Linked DNA regions of Homo sapiens: region 2 is linked to region 1. A link is a contact called in ENCODE Hi-C data. All regions are on one chromosome and are shown on one strand. The core of a region is the stretch at or near the end of the contact, and the rest is flanking DNA. Distances in the headings are between cores, read along the strand shown.

What was found. Hi-C counts contacts between places; a loop is a spot of excess contacts on that map. Pooled maps may share reads with other maps.
Region 2: a loop to region 1 is called in a pooled map, with 6 times the contacts of the local background. The contact joins the promoter of FAM171A1 here to the promoter of RSU1 in region 1. A Hi-C loop is called at or near these places in 5 of 50 pooled maps.

Annotation. Positions count from the first base shown.
Region 1 is chr10:16,814,866-16,820,783 of GRCh38, forward strand. It overlaps RSU1 (Ras suppressor protein 1), which reads right to left and starts at 2,559. Exons shown (of 9, transcript NM_012425.4): 1 at 2,450-2,559; 2 at 2,108-2,219. The coding sequence starts at 2,216. LOC105376435 (a long non-coding RNA gene) reads left to right here and starts at 2,834. Exons shown (of 3, transcript XR_930708.3): 1 at 2,834-2,891; 2 at 3,816-3,877. RefSeq lists enhancers at 2,038-2,197, 2,868-2,977, 3,008-3,097, 3,128-3,177.
Region 2 is chr10:15,366,905-15,372,601 of GRCh38, forward strand. FAM171A1 (family with sequence similarity 171 member A1) reads right to left here and starts at 4,385. Exons shown (of 8, transcript NM_001010924.2): 1 at 4,052-4,385. The coding sequence starts at 4,148. RefSeq lists silencers at 4,142-4,371, 4,382-4,431.

The DNA.
Region 1 (5,918 bases), core at 1,309-3,808:
CAAAGAGATAACGGAGCTGAACCGAAATAGCTAAGCCATTCTCCCCATTTATAAATATTACATAAAGTCTCCTCTTCAAAAGCCGAAGGGTACAAAGCTCCTCTGCTGAAAGCAGCCTCTCTTCTACCTGGTGAGAATGAGTGCTGTAGGGAGGAAGGCCATGGGGCCAAGGTTCCCGCTATGCATCATCTTCCCTATCCCCTTCTCTTTCTCCTCTGTATCAACAGTGCCCCCAATAATGACCATGGTCATGGCAGAGCCGGGCAGGCGCAGCAAGGGGCAAACTCAGATATCCAATTCCAGAGGCATCTGCTCAGTTGCTGACAGCAAGGACCCTTACGGAATGCAAGAGACCAACACACACCAAGCCTGAGAGGCTAACTAGTACACAACCTAAGTTTAATGGCACGTATTTTCATAAAGCCTACGAAACGCAAATCTACGTTTCCTCCCTTTTCCTTCTGCCAAGACATATCAATAGCATCAACTCCAACCTCTGTCCCAGGCAGGTTTTCGAACCGTGAAAACCGTGAATTCACAGTAAACCTGACTCTGCAGTTCTCTCCATGCCTAAATGGCTATCCATCGCCTTTCAGGGTCTCCTGAACATCTCCCTTCTTCTCTCTTGTCACATCCTGGAGTTGATATCCCAAACTCACAGGCCTAATCCATCATTCTTTCATTTTCTTCATTCCTCAACTATTTTTGAGCATCTACTGTGCTCCAGGCACTATTATTAAAAAAATGCAAGCATGAATATTGCACAGCTTTTGTCTTCCCAATGTCCCAGCAGAGAAGAGAGACTTCTAGATTAAAAAAGAAAAAAATCAGTACAATCCTATGTGAGAGGAGTCACAAAGCAATACACACGACCACCTTCACAGAGGAGGGAAGGGATATGTTAGCCTGGTGCAGACGGATAAGGTTTTACACAGGTGGTGATGTCTAAGCTGACTCTTAGAAGTAAAAGGATTTCAGGTGCAAACGACTGAGAAAGAGGGAAAACAGAATTTGTAAAGGCACCAAGATCTGAACGAGTAGGCTCTGGTCCAGGAAGGGCAACAGGTTCAGAATGGCTGGAATGCCAGCTGCATGGAAGGGTAAGGTTGTGTTCAGATTCAGAAAGGCCTTGTACATCACGCCAAGAAACCTGGAGCATTACCGTCGATAATGGACAACCTGGAGAAGTGCGGAGAGGGTTTAAACCAAAGCCACGTCAGCCTGAAGAACTGCTTTAGCTCACTTATCACAGGTTTTTCAAATATTAGAATTAGTAGCCAACATCTAAAAATTAGCAAATTTCACATAAAAATATAGAATCTTGGTTCCTTTAAGAAAATAATCTGGCACATTGGGCCAACATTCCTATGGTGACATGTGTCTGAGTAGCAGGTGCAGCAGCTGGCCCCTTCAAGTGGGACACCTATCACCTAGTTCATAACCGCCCCTGACCGCCCTCACTTGGAGGCATGTGAATCTGCAATCCCTGGTTTTAAGGGAGAGGGTAACACCATAGACAGGGGTTACAGGAAAATGACACTGAAAGTGACCCAGTGATTAAACTGGGCAGTGAAACTGAAGGCAAGAGGGCAAGTTAGGAGGATTTCACCACAGCATGAGGAGGTGACAAAAGCCTGAACCAAGTTCGGAGAATAAATACTCAGAAGAATGTAAAGATTCAAGAAATGCTTAAAACGCTCCAGGCACAAGAATGCTTATTAACCATGGAACTTTTCTGTGTCATTTGTTCATGGACAAAGACTGTATTAGGAGACAGGAAGAAGGACTCAAAATTAATTTTCAATTTATAATTAAAGTGACTATTAAGCAAACTGTGGAAAATCCACCTCAATGCCATACAGCAGAGACAACCGATGAGGCACAGCTGTCTGTGTGATTCTCATCGTGGACTCTCAGGATCGTTTTCCAGGTGGAACAGAACAAATCCTACTGCAAACCCTCTGCGCGAAGCCCCTGACAAGTGAGGTTTACAAGCAGGGGCTGGGGTCTAAACCAGTACAATCGCTCACAGCAGGACCAGCAGTGAATTGGCAAACTTAGAAAGCCTTCCAGCTCATCCACGGGAGAGTCCTGCCCGAGAACTCACAGAGGCCGTTGACATCCAGCATGTTGGAGATGCCCCGGTCACTCATGTCCACCTCGGGCTGGTTCTTCTCCCGGCTCTCCTCCACCAACTTCTTCAGAGACTTGGACATGGTCTGCACCGAACAACAACAAAGCACGTGGGCGATGACAGCAAGCGCAGAGGCGGAAAGGCAAGAGGCCTTCGCTGCCACTCTGAGGCTTCCCCAGGGTTGGAGCGGGTGGGCGTCCGAGGGCGTCCCAGGGGCTGGTCCGGGTGCGGGGAGGGGATGGAGTGGGAAGGGTTCAGCCCCGCTGCGGCCACGCAGCGAGAAGCAACCCCAAGTGCAACACCGCACACACTCACCACGGAAGGTAGCCCCTAAGACGATGGGCGTGCAACCACAAGCTTCGGCAGAACGCACTCCAGCTGCCCTCACTCCCTGCAACACCGGCACTGAACAGCGAACACGCCCTGTCTCGGCGCCCCGCGCAGGCGCACACAGCGCCGCTGCCAGCTCCACGCCCGACCCTACCCATATTAGGAGAACAGCTCTCCAGACGTGTCTCCAGGGCCAGGCTCCGCCCTTAAAAGTCTGTGGAAGAGGCTGGCTAATCACGTTCGTTATTCGGCTTCGAGACCCCGCCCCACGCTGAGGATAGTTTATCCCGGTGGCGTCCACCCCACGGTTTGGGACGCTGATTGGGCCGAAGTTGGCGCGTGCGCAGTAGACTTGGCGCAAGCTCAGTTGATGGGTCGAAGCCCAGAGGGCTGTGGGCGGAAGTGGGGAAGTTTGTGGCGTGACTGTGTAAGGGAGGGTGGTGGCTCAGGGTGGGTGTTGCGAAAGCTGGAAGTAAATTGCTTCCGAATGTTTCGCTTGTGTAATAGCCGCTCCACTCGCCAGAAGTTGCTACCCTGAGCCCGTCTCCACAATGTGCCTCTGAGGGACCTTGTGGGGCACGCAGTTTCCCGCCCTATTAAGAGCTTCTCCAGGCGGGGATTCCGGCGCGGTCTGCGTTTCCCCAGCGCCCTGCTGGAAATCTTTTTTGACAGGTTTCTAAGGCTGGCTTTTAGCCTTTTTACTTGTAGCTAGAACCTACAAGTAAAACCCTACTATTTTAAAAGTCATTTGAAAACACCACTAAAGCGATGTGTCTTTCCCAACTAGGACTTTTACATTTGTGAAACATGACGTTCTGGCTTCCAGGAATCTCTTGCTTTCTCTTCCAAAAGCAACCAAATTTTAAATTCTAGAGAAACTGTTGCCCTCTGCCTCCCTATTTCCTGACCCAGTCTCAGTCACCCAGCAACATCCTGTGCTTCTCTCACCAAAAACCCTGTCCTGAGAGACTATTTTATACTATGGAATAAAAATTGGCACCAGGCACTTTTCTTCTACTGGTCACCTAAATTGATGATAAGACGGATGCCACACATATGCATTTATATATTGTAGATTGTAGCAGGGATCAAAGCCTTAAGGAGATGTGGTAAAATAATGTAATTATATCTCCGAACCAATTGGATAAAAAAAGGATCTGCACTCTTAAATTCGAAAGCAGGTATTTCTTGCTTAAAAAACATTCCAGATGAAAGAGTTATTCCTCCATTAGTCTTCTTTGATCTGGAACCGTCCTTGGCTTTTATGTTTATTGAACTAGACATTATTTAAGAATACAGACCAGGTATTGTGTGGAATATCCTTCAAAGTAAGTTTGATGTTCCCTTTCAGGTTATGAATTTTTGGAGAAACACCACTAAAGCGATGTGTCTTTTCCAGTGCATGATATCAAGGTACAGATGGCATCGGTTTCTCCCAGTATAGGTGATGTTCACTTAAATAAGGTAGTGTCTGCCAGGTTTCTTCACCATAAAGTTACTATTTTTTTCTTTATGATTAAAAATAATGCTGGGGGGAGGTGCTACTTGATTACACCCCATTCCTCATCTAATTTTTACCCACAAGTTTTAGCATCCACTGATGATTTTCTAACTTCATAATTTCATCAATACGTATTAGTAGGTAATCTCCTAATACATTTATTTCTTGAATCATTAACTCTTTTAAAGCAAAAGTCCTGTTTTGAAGCAATCAGAATTTTTCTTATTCTATCAATTTCTAATAGTGAATCTTGCCTAGGTAGGCTGAAGACATACAGTACCTGTGTTAGTCGGCTAGGGCTGTCGTAACAATATACCACAGCCTGGATGGCTTAAACAACAGAAATTTCTCACAATCCTGGAAGTTCTAGATCAAGGTGCCAGCAGATTTGATTTATCCTGTGGCCTCTCCCCTGCCTCGTGGACGACTGTCTTCTCTTGGTGTCCCTCCAGGGCATTTTCTCTATGCAGTCACACCCTTGGTGTCTCTTCTTCTAAGGACACCAGTCCTATTGGACTGCCGGCCTATAATAACACCCTGCATTTGTTTCATGAATGTACTCTCTTCTCAGGTATCACCGAGGATAATAGTTTTTAAACCTCTCTTCTGTTCACTCAATTATGTTTCTTCAAGGGTCCATTCTTACGTGTATTTATCTAGTCTTTTCCCTAGAAAAGAAAGATTCTTCCCCTCTCTGGTGATTGATTCTTGGTTGTTCTTTTGAGTTCAAGTGTGAAGATCTGAACTGGTTTTTCTAGATAGCTGGAGTGGTCTCTTGTTTGTTTGTATTGTTTTCCTCCTAGATCCCTAGACTGATAGTCGAATTTCTTCAGAGGCAAGAACCCAGTATTATGCCTGCAGGTCATCACCCGGCTACCTTTGCAGGTGGAGGGAAATGGTGGATTGTGAGTGCCAGTTAGGGCAACTCCCTGACTTTGGTTTTAGCCCCTCACACTGCACCAGCCAGCCCCACATCCAGGTTACACCTGGAACAGAGAGTCCCAGCCCTCCTGCATGTCTCTCTTGAAGTTATTTTGAGCTGCATGCCTCCATTCACTTCTGTTTCATAGGAATTTGTTTTCACTCCTGTTTGAGATAGGAAAAACCAAACTGTTTTTGCTACTCTCCACTGGCTCAACACTTCTGACACCAGAGAATCCCCCACACATGAAACAGTTCTCCAGCAGACACCAGCTCGGTGTCTTACAGTTTAACTTAATTCTGACACTGTCTACCTCAACTTATAGTCAAATCCCACAAGTTAAGGGTTCATTTCCACAAGACTTTAGGTTGACTGTCACCTACACTTCTGACTGACCAGCTATAAATCAGGGTTCCCACACCCCCTTCTCAGGTTTGATTAATTTGCTAGGATGATGGTTAGCCTGTCCAGGGTCCTGATTGCTAGCAGTGAAACTTCATGGTGACACAATTTGGAATCAGGAAACTTATCCCTTGGCCACTAGATCTGGGAAGTTGGCTCAATGTATGTTTCACCAGATAAGAATATTAAGGTTTTTGCCTCAGGACTGGCTCAGGAAATCAAGCAAGATGGAGCTGGGAAGTGTGCTTTGTGAAGCTGGGAGACATCAGCTGATAGTCTTGTATGGCTGTCTTGTTCTCTGCTTTATCCTCAGTGCGCTGAGTACGTATCACATAGCTGATGCTCAATAAACATTTGGAAACAAGTGAATTAAATGTAAAGCAGAACCAGAGGATATACGGTGGGTCTTACGAATGAGAGTACAGTTGACTCTTTTCTCCTTCTTCCAGCTGAATTACTCAAAAACTGAATTACTCAATAACTACTTCCCTTGGCTATACACGAAAATGTCATGCTCCCAAGCCTGACCATCCCTAACCCACTAAAAAATCACTGCTTATTTCCTAGATGCCCAGCCTGGAAGATTTTGTAAAGCTTCATTTTGTCTCTTTTTTTCTGTATTTTTAATT
Region 2 (5,697 bases), core at 3,135-5,634, 1.4 Mb before region 1:
AACTGAGAAAGTGGCTGGGTGCAGTGGCTCATGCCTGTAATCCCAGCACTTTGGGAGGCTGAGGCAGGCGGATCACAAGGTCAGGAGATCGAGATCATTCTGGCTAACACGATGAAACCCCTTATCTACTAAAAATACAAAAAAAATAGCCAGGCGTGGTGGCGGGCACCTGTAGTCCCAGCTACTCAGGAGACTGAGGCAGGAGAATGGCGTGAACCTGGGAGGCGGAGCTTGCAGTGAGTTGAGATCACGCCACTGCACTCCAGCCTGGGCGACAGAGCGAGACTCCATCTCAAAACAAACAAACAAACAAACAAACACACACACAAAAACTGAGAAAGTATTAATACTTGAAAGCTATTTGTTTAGAAATGCATGCACTATTTTCCTTCTTTTGGTTTGGATGTTAAGGTAACAACCTATAAGTTACAAAGTATTATAGACAAGTACAAATAAGATATAAAAATAATTCATGAAGTCATTTCAAAGACTTTTCCAGAAATTCCCTAGATGTTACTGTTGCTCCTGCATAAAGCCCTCACACCTGGCTTGCAAGGAAGCCCAGCGGCCTCTGTGAGTCCAGCTCCTGCGGTTTCCCAGGATGTGAGCCCATGAGTTTTATTTAGAAGTCATGCTCTTAATACAATGTCACCGTAAGTTAGGCTTGTTGGATGATCCTCCTGATACCTTACATGGCTTCGTGGTCTTTCAACAGATCCCAGTGTTCTAATAACTGAAGTTTGAGTTTGGCAAAGAATAGACCTCTTAGAGAAGAGACAAAGCCAATCATTGTCTTCAAATGTTATAACAGATTGCAGCTTTTCTGAGATGAGCAAAAAGCTAGCGCATCATCGCAAAACACCTTGCACTTTTCAGCACTGGGTTTGCCTCAAACACCTGCTAGATATCCAGCGACAAAATAAACATCATCCAATAAGATGTCTGAGCATGAAGTTCTTAACCTAGCTCTGACCTTCCTTTTGGCACATAAATAAGAGTGCTGGGCTTCAAAAACACATCCCTAAAGAGTACATCTGCACAGCTTACTGCTCCTCCAGGACAGCTCTCTCTATTGAACCCAGCCTCATTACAGTTTTGCAAAAGAGGTGAAGAAAATCAAAATGGGTCAATACTTTTGAACAACAATTTTGAAAAATTCCCAGAAAATAGATTCGATACTATAAATGCTCCAGAGCAACTGAGAGGAAACACTTAATAAAAATAGTCATAGTCTAGAGCTAGTTCAAATTCATGATAAACAAAGCCAACCCTTACCGTGACAACTGACTGTGGCATTGGAAATCACTTTGCCAATTCGAAGCAGCTACGGGAAGAGAGTCTGAAGCCAAGCCTCCAATTTTATCTTGAATATATAAAAAGCAAAGTAATGCCAAGAAATTCTGCAGATGCTAGTTTCATCAGATGACATAAAGACTCATTTAATCAAAAAGGTGTCATTTAGTTCTAGCAATCTAGTTGGACTACTACAGTATATGATTTCCGTCTGTTTGAGGTCTCTAAGCAGTTTTACCAAAGTAATTGCCAAATCCTGTTGGTGCATAATATGTATGTGCAATGCTTGTTCAAAGAATGATTCAAACAACAGATTCTACATAAAAGCAAGATTCTTACAAATTAGCTTTTGGGGAAGGTAAACATTGAACTTTTCTTCTTAAAATGCAAGCCAATGATGATCACTAAAGGTTGCGTTATGGTGTAGGTATTAGCTATGGTTGATGCTTACCTACTCAGCACCATCTGAGCACCAACTGTATGCATAACAACCTACAACCCACTGTGGGAAATGCAAAGTGAAATCAGATGCAGCATTTGTCTTCATCGTGTACATGATCCAGGAAAGCAGAGAACACATGAATTTTAAAACTACGTCATACTACAGCAAGTGAACATTAAGATGCTTTGAAGAACTCAGTGAGTTGGGACTGACCTTCTAATGTCAAAGGAGAAATTGTCCATTCCCTTAAAAATGCTGCTAGCTCAAAATCCAAATGCCAGGTAGTGAGACCTGATTTCTGAAAGAGTTCCTGGGCTCAAGGCTTTAAAAAGCCATCCTTACAGTAGATAACAACAAAGGAAGTAATCCAAGGGGTAAACTATGCCAAGATACTTGATCTCCCACTCCAACCATACCCTAAACTAAGCCACTGCTAGCCATGGCAGAAACCTCTTCTCATGTTGACCATTTCCCTCCCATTTCGCATAATATTCCATTCCTGAGAGGCGGATTTTTAGCAGCAAGAGCTGGGTAAAACGTGGTCTTAGACCTAAACCTGTTATATATATATTGAATATATATATATATATATATTGAAGACATGCCTTCCTTTCTCTAATTCAGAAGTGCATGAATTTAATATTTCCATATATTGGTATTTCAAGTGCAAAAGGAAAAATTCAACTTGCTCTTTAAAATTAACGGCCTCGCTGAAGTGCAAATATCATTCTCTAAAATAGCTGATTCAAAAAAGCAGTAGGGTATTAATAAAAGAAGCTGCAATGCAACACTGATGATCTAATGTCCTAAACATTCGTTTCCTACACGAAGAGACATATAGGTCTTTTTGTATTTTGTAGCTGTCCGCTCTTCCATGATATGCATTACTAAAATTATACACAATTCATAACGGTCATATTCTACCATGGCCATAGAAGCAGCAATGCATTTAAGATATACCAGGAAATGATACTGCAAGTGCCAGAATATGAAAACCTTCAACTCAACATGTAGGCAACAAACTCAACCCAACAGAGTGTTGGCAGAGCCTTTCCTCCCCGTAGCAACATCGTGGTGGAAGCCCGGGCGTCTCTGCTCCCAGGCACCCTGAGCATGTTAGCCGAGGAAAGGGGGTTCCAGCAAGGAGACCCTCGGATGCAGCACTCCTCGTTTCTTTGGCCTGCAGGGCCAACTTTGCAGGACACACACCCTTCTGAGGGGACAGGCCTCGGGCTCGGAATCCCGGGGTTCTGCAGGGCTGCAGGGAGCTCCCTCGCAGAGACCTGAGCCCCCGGCAAGAGTCCAGGCAGCGGTGCCCTGGGTGAATGCAGAGGCTCATCTGCGGGCCTCAGTGGCCCTTTTGAAAACGCCAGCAACAGAGGAGTCCTCGACGCTGTCCCCACAAAAATGTGCCAAGCAAGCCTCAGGGTGGGTGTGGGGGACTCCCCTCAAAAAACGCTGATTTTAAAAACAAAAGACAGGCTCGTGGCCATTCTCAGAGGCGACCACGTTACTCCCAGGGCTGGAAAGCAGATTTGTGGAGGCCAAAGACGAGACAAAAGGCACGAGCTGGCGACAAACTGATCTGGAAAGGATTTTTCTTTTTTTTTTTTTTTTTTTTGGTGAGCGATGAGGGCCTCCCAGTTCAATTCTTTCTTCCCTTACAGAGAAGACTCATGGGCCGCTGAGCAAATCCCTTATGGTCTGGAAGAGACGTCAGATAGGCAGGGGGAGAGAACCCCCCAAACTTTCCCAAACTGCGGCAGGCTAGTGGCTAGTGGCGGCAGCGGACCTCGGGGCCCCGGGACACAGGGGGCACCCCGGGGCGTCAGCCACCCCCTCCCGCCACAACAAAAGGCCCCAGCGCAGCCCAGGAGCTGGGACTTCCCAGACCCGAGCCCGGCGTGGGGAGCCGGGAGCGCGATCGGGCGGCGCGCCCTGGGCGGCCCCTCTGTCCGCGGCGACATGGGAGACAGAGCCGCGTGTCCGAGGCGCGGCATAAAGGGGACCCCCGGGCGCATCCAGACGAGCCCCCGCCGCAGCGGCGACAGCAGCTGGAGCTGCCCGCGCCCCCGCCCGACCCAGCCCCCGATCCCCGGCCCCCGAAGCCTCCGCCCGGGTCACCCCGCGTCGCCGGCCCGCGCCGCCCCCTCGGGAGCGCGTTGCGGGTGCTGCAGGCCCGGAGGCTCCCGATGCGGCTCGGGCTGCGTCGCCACCACGCGGCCCGGGACCCTCCCGCCGCCGCCGCCGCCGCCGCCGCCTCCGCGCCAGGCCCGGCGCGACACAAAGCCCCCGGCCCCGCCGCCGCCCACTGACCTTGGGCTCCGGCGCCGGGCTCCCGCAGCGTCTTGGTCACCGCCTTCCAGACGTGGCAGCCCAGCAGGCACAGCAGCAGCGTCGCGGACCTGCTCATCTCCGCCGCGGGGCCGGCGGCGGCTCGGGCTCGCCGAGAGCGGGCCGGGCGGCGGCGCGTCACGGGCGGCCGGGCGCCGCGCCCCCCTCCATGTCGCTGGCTCCGCGCGCCGGGCCCGCCGCCCGATTGGCCCGGCCCCGCCGCCCCGGCCGCTCCCTCCCGCGCCCCGCGCCGGGTTTCCCCGAAGAGCCGCGGCGGCGGCGGCGGCGGCGGCTGCTGCTGCTCCGCCAGCTCCTTAACCCCTTCCTGCCTCGCCCGCCGCCGCCGCCGCTGCCCGCGCCCAGGCCCCGGGCCCGTGGTGCCACCTGGCGGCTGCGGCGCCGAGGGCGCCCCCGCCCGGCGCCGCTGCGTCGCGCCCCCAGCCCGACCCCCGGCGACACTGCCCCGGCGCGCCCCATCCCCGCAGCCCCGCAGAAGAGCCAGACCTGCCTTTCAGGGCGGAGCCCTTTTCATCACACCAGGTCACCCAAGGGGCCGCAGGAGACATTGTATCTGGGTGTGACCCCCCCACCAGGTGCCATCCTAATGTAGTTGTGTCCCCCAACGTAGATTTCACACCCAGTGTTAAAGATCCGCAAAAACACTCCCCAAGCCAGTATAGACTGCAGTAGGCCTGCAGTACCTACGTGTTGGCGGGTGGACAGCTTCAGGAGGAATGGTACTTGGATGGTTCTAGGGGTTAGGGTGGGGAGGAAATCCACATCTTTTGAGGCCCTAGGTGCTTTAAAACTTTCTGTCCTATTAAAGAAAAAAGACTATTCCATGACACGTGTGAAAGCACAGCAAAGAAGACCCTCTTTGGAACCATCGCAATAGGTATAAGCCCTACCATGGGATTCTGCAGTCGGGGAGAAAGGTTGGGTTCAACTCTGAATACAGCAGGAACAAGTGGGGATTTATAACCGAGGACCAGGGTGGGATGCAGGGAATGAAAAATTATAAGAGGAAACATCAGGGGGAAGGGGGATTCTTGAAAGTCAGACATCCCCTGGCAGGGCTGGGCAGGACAGGGCGGATGGGGAAGCTGATCAGATATCCAGGGTGGAGGGTTCTTGGTAAACTGACTTAGCAGGGTTCTTCCTGAAAGCAGATTTTACAAGGAAGGGCACAACTGAGCCTAGAAGAAGGTTCCGGAGCCTGACTGTAGTTCGGTCAAGCAGAGACTCTTTGTCCATCTTCACAATACATGATCTAAGAGGTAGTTAGCATTATCCCCCCCATTCACAGATGAGAAAAGAGGCTAAAGAGGGTTAAGGAATTTGTCCAAAAGTGCATACCTGGTCAGTGGCAGAGCCAAAATTCTAATAAAACAGTCAGTCTGACCCCAAAATTGAAACTCTTCACAAAAACCTCCAGACTTGGCTGGGTGTGATGGTTCATGCCTATAATCCCAACACTTTGGGAGGCTGAGGTAGGTGGATGGCCTGAGTTCAGGAGTTAAGAGACCAGCTGGGCCAACATGGTGAAACCCTGTCTCTACCAAAAATACAAAAAAATTAACCAGGCATAGTGGCCCATGCCTGTGGTCCCAACTACTCAGGAGGCTGAG